Linked DNA regions of Homo sapiens: region 1 is linked to region 2. Evidence: chromatin loops called from intact Hi-C (ENCODE). Cell type or tissue: heart right ventricle. All regions are shown on one strand. Region 1 overlaps SND1 (staphylococcal nuclease and tudor domain containing 1). Region 2 overlaps SND1 (staphylococcal nuclease and tudor domain containing 1).

Region 1 (2,500 bases), 110 kb before region 2:
CAGGTATCTCTACTGCACTTCAGCTTGAGAACCACCGTTCTAGATTGTTGCTCTTACCAATGGAAGAGTGTGGGCTTACTAAAGCTCTATCTCCAGGATTTTCGTCTCTGACAATGCAATTTTTCTTTTCTGAGCCAGACTTTAGTGCAGTAATATCTCTGCAATTTCCTGTGTGAGATTCCCCGCTCCAGGTCTCAGAGCCAGATGCTAAGCAGACATGTCCCTCTTAGCTTAGAACATCTCCTGAGGATTCCAGTGAAAGGAGATATAAGAGTTCTGCCTGAAGAAATTTATCTGCTTCAGAGAACAGAGTTCTCTAGGGAATAGTAGAGTTTCTTAGGGTTTATAACATACTATTTGAGCTGATGTTTAGGTGGGGCCTGCTATTTACAGTTTCAGGTTGAATTTTACGTCATGATAAAAAGAGAAAAGGTTTATGAAGTGGTGCCTTGTTAGATCTGGGGTCACACCTCATGTGCAATTATATTAGCTGAACTCGGTAAGGCAGAGAAAAGGATGCAGGTTAAAGAACGTGCTTGCCTCCAGCGTGTGCAGGCAGCCCTCAAATGGTTGGAAGAAAATACAGGTGCTTTATGGTACATAGAGAGAACGTAGGAGCTTGATGGCGGTTCAGGATACAGCACAGCAAAATCCTCAAGCACCTTCTGAACTGTGACTGGCACCCTAACACAGTGTGCAGGTTTAGTGTTAGCGGACGATCTGTGTTAGGACTGACGGAGGAAATCTTGTCCTTGTTCTGAGGCCTTACAGTAGTCTTCTGCCGAGTTCTTTTCAGGACTCAGCTCTGAGCATTACAGGATGAGAAATGCTGTCTGTTAGACTAATTATCTGATTTATGCTAAATAAATGCACAGATGTGATTTAAAAGTCAGTTTTGGGTTTATTAATTTATGATGCAATTTCCAGCTGCCAGACAGACCAGAATATTTTGATGGGCCAAGGGCATTCTTTTTGTGGAGGAAGTTTGCTTATTATTTACAGAGTCTGAGTAAAGGAGGTTGCTGGATACTGAGGAAAACTGAGGTGACCCTGAGTATGTGCCTGGCCCAGGTAGAGCGTGAGGTGCTGGGCATGCACTATTTTGTTGACTCCTCTACCCCGTCCTTGGGAGAATAATGACAACTTGCTCAGGGTTCCTTCTCTGGTAAGTGGAGGAACCAGGATTCGAATTGCCTCCAAAAGTGCCACCTGGACCTGGAGGTTGGTTGGGTGGGTTGGTGGTCTTCTCCTTAGTATTGAGTGGACTTCTTCCTAAGCTCCTGTTTTTCAGGATTTCCACTATCTACCAGAAGCTGTAACTGGCTGTCTTTGTTACTGTAACACGTGCTTTCTTATTTTAACATATTTTTACAAATGAAAATATTTCCTACAACCACTTTTGGAGGCACCATAATTTATATCAAGAGAGGCTCTAGGGCTGGGCATGGTGGCTCATGCCTGTAATCCTAGCACTTTGGGAGGCCGAGAGAGGAGGATTGCTTCAGGCTAGGAGTTCCAGGCCAGCCCTGGCAACATAGTGAGACCCCCATCTCTATAAAAAAGAAAAATATACCTTTAATTTAAAAAAAAGAGGCTGTAACTTTTCTAAAGGGTGACCTGTTTTTTTTTGTTGTTGTTGTTGTTTTTTTGGAGACAGAGTCTCACTCTGTTGCCCAGGCTGGAGTGCAGTGGCACGATCTTGGCTCACTGCAACTTCCACCTCCCGGGTTCAAGTGATTCTCGTGCCTCAGCCTCCCAACTAGCTGGGATTACAGGCATGTGCCACTATGCCTGGCTAATTTTTGTATTTTTAGTAGAGATGGGGTTTCACTGTGTTGACCAGGCTGGTCTCAAACTCCTGACCTCAGGTGATCCCCCGCCCGCCCCAGCCTCCCAAAGTGCTGGGATTACAGGTGTGGGCCACCGTGCCCAGCCTGACCTGTATCTTTTAAATTGTCTTGTCTCCTTTCTGAAGTTTTCCTGGCAATGATCTCATGGTTTAAAAGAGTGAGGCCAACTCTGTGCAGAGACTGAATTCTCCCTTTTTAATAGAGTCTCAATACTAGTCATTTTTGTACAGTTTCTGAGCCCTGAGAGTACCTGCTTCTAAATAGTTCATTGTCAATTTAATTTTCATTCATTATTTTCACACATTAACCCCAATAGATAGATGGCTTGCGTTTCTGCTTTCATCTTCTCTGCCCTAGAAATTTTCCTGATTATAAATGTGACATAATCACTTTATAAATTTGGGAAAATTTAAAGAAGAAAATACAAATTACTTAAATTTAACTGCCCAGAGGCAACATCACAACTGTTAATAATCGCAAGGCCTTCTCACTAGCTTCTCTGTTCATGTTTTATAACTGAGAATTTCTTCTGGCCTTTAAATAATTTCCTGAAACATGATTTTTAATGGCTATGCAGTTGTTAATGTGGACGTGTCATAATTTAACCAGCTTTCACCTATTTTTGGATATATCAGTTATTTCCAATTTTT
Region 2 (2,500 bases):
AATTAGAGTTCCTATTGCTCCACATCCTTGCCTGCCTTTGGTGTTGTCAGTGTTCTGAATTTTGACTATGCTACAACGAGCAGTGGTATCTCATTGTTGTTTAAGTTGGCAATTTTCTAATCACATGTAATGTAGAACATCTTTTCCTGTTCTTATTTGCCACTTGTATGTATTCTTTAGTAAGCTGTTTGGATCTTTTGCATTTTAAAATCAGGTTGTTTTATTATTGTTGAGTTTTAAGAGTTTTTTGTATATTTTAGATAAATGTTCTTTATTAGTTATGTCTTTTGCCAACATTTTCTCCCAGTCTGTTGCTCAGCTATTTCTTTTAATTGGTTTTAAAAATCTTAGATTCAGAAAACCAAACTGGAGTGAGCTGATCTTTCACAGTTGAGCAGGCACATGTGGCTGCTAGTGAGCTATGTTGCAGACTCTCAACCCTAATTCCCTTGATTCTTTGTTTCCAGGTCAATGTGACGGTGGACTACATTAGACCAGCCAGCCCAGCCACAGAGACAGTGCCTGCCTTTTCAGAGCGTACCTGTGCCACTGTCACCATTGGAGGAATGTGAGTGTTCTGGCTGGCATGGACTCAGCTGTCATCTCAAGTAGCTAAGAGTTCTTTGCTCATTTGAATCTTTCCTTCCTTTCACTCTGCTTTGCTTTCTCCTGCTCTTAACTCAGTGGTTTATAATTTTGTGCCTGTGTAGCACTTTATATTTGTAAGTACTTTATAATCACTCATTAGCTAATCGTATACTTTCATTATTGTAGTTATTTAAGATTTATTGGGCTCTGTGTGCCTGGCACTATGAAGTACACATCATTACTATTAATAATGCCATTTATTGAGTATCAAGCAGGCCCTAGATACTGTCTAAAATGGTCTCTGCATATTGGTTTAGGAAGTCTAGGTATAGAATAGCAGGTAACAAAGAGGGAAGAAGAGGAGAGGTTAATTGGACATTTTCTTGTATGTAATCAGTAGACGATGAGGTCATCCTATTCTGCTGTACTGGCTGTAACCTGGTTAGATTCCAAGGTCTGTTGGCAGCCAGGCTGAGGAAGAGTCTTTCAGGGGAGATATCTGATAGGGGAAGGAGGAAGCCTGCTGGGCCCTGCTTCCCCAATAAATATTACAACAGTCAGCCAGTCCCCAATAGCAATTCTTACTTTGCATAAAATATACCAGTATGGTAATTGTCTCCTTTTCCATTTAACAATCTTATATGCTAGTTGTTACCAAACTGTTATTTTTCATTTCTTTTAAGTGGGCATATTGATGGGGAAGAAAATAATAGGTTTGTCATCAAAACAAGGATTGTGTTACTGAAAGTACAGTGAAGCCACTTAGGAGAAGTACCTCCAAGCTATTGCAGGCCTCTGAAAGGAATAAGCATTTTGTAGCTGCTTAGCTTCATGAAAGTCTCCTAACAGGAGCCTCTTTCACCTCATTCGTGCTTTCACATTTGGAAATGACTATTTTTAGCCACTGCTACCGATCCTATATTTATTAATGTTGTTAATGTTCACACAACAATTGGAGGTTTCGTCTTTGCCAGGAGGCGCTCAGTATAGGCATTTGATGTTTACCTTCACGCCATCACAGGTTTTGTTAGAAGCAGGTTCTTGACAAATCAAGTAATATTTTTGAACTGGGAAAAACTAGGACATATTTTGGTCATTATTCTATCTGTATAAATTACAATAGTTATTTGTTACCAATTTGTTACCACTTCTTAGGAGTCAGTTGTATGCTTCCCTGTTGTAGAGACCTGGAATCTTAGTATTCTATCTAAATATTTTTACTGCCACAGAAAGCCATCTCCATAGATACTGCTGCTTTTAAGTACTGGTGAAAACAACTTCACTGTTGTACAAAACCACGTGTCTTTATTTTTGGCAGGTGGCCTCCACCAGTATTTAACATTCTATTAGAATGGATTATCTCCTTTAGTTACCACTGAAGAATATTTAAAAAATAAGTTTACACTGCTTAAAATGAGATATTCAGGGAGTATTTTATAGCAATCTTTTTATTTTTAAGATAATTTGAGACAGATAATTTAAAATACTTTACAGGGCAGAGTGTTGTGGCCATGCTTTGTGCCTTAAAACCTTGAGATCTCCACTGTGTTTATTTTGGCTTTGACAGAGATTACTCTTTCAGCCTTCCTCTCTGCAAATGTGGGGTAGCTGTCTGTTCTAGTCTGGGTTTCTATTACATTCTTGAGTCCTTGTAAGAAGGTGTCAATTCTGTTGGCTGTTTAACAACACAGGTTGGTTGGTCTTAATTGACAACCTACAATATCTATACTCCAGGTTTGTGCCAGAGATAATGAACTTGAATTTTCTGCTTCCCAGTTCTTGTAATTGGATTGTATGAAATATTCTTTTTTTTGTGATTTACCAAAGTAAAATTTTTTTTTTAGAAGTTTAGAAGCATGTACAAGTTTAGAAGAATTTTACAAGTACTCTTCTAGATACTTAAATTGTCTCC

The links. Peaks named below come from ENCODE experiments on the same cell type or tissue, not always from the same donor. Only the 100,000 strongest peaks of a DNase experiment are listed, where the experiment ranks them.
Region 1: a loop joins it to region 2, with 1.9 times the contacts of the local background. A loop is called at or near these places in 2 of 110 quality-filtered maps.

Annotation. Positions count from the first base shown.
Region 1 is chr7:127,733,995-127,736,494 of GRCh38, forward strand. The region is part of intron 10 of SND1 (staphylococcal nuclease and tudor domain containing 1); the gene reads left to right. Among named protein-coding and RNA genes, the nearest start is that of SND1, 83 kb to the left of the region's middle. RefSeq lists a silencer at 1,433-1,647. In heart right ventricle, no CTCF peak of the experiment used is centred here; no DNase peak of the experiment used is centred here.
Region 2 is chr7:127,843,857-127,846,356 of GRCh38, forward strand. It overlaps SND1 (staphylococcal nuclease and tudor domain containing 1), which reads left to right. Exons shown (of 24, transcript NM_014390.4): 12 at 468-568. Among named protein-coding and RNA genes, the nearest start is that of SND1-IT1, 150 kb to the right of the region's middle. In heart right ventricle, no CTCF peak of the experiment used is centred here; a DNase peak (open chromatin) is centred at 1,065; H3K27ac peaks cover 1,491 bases.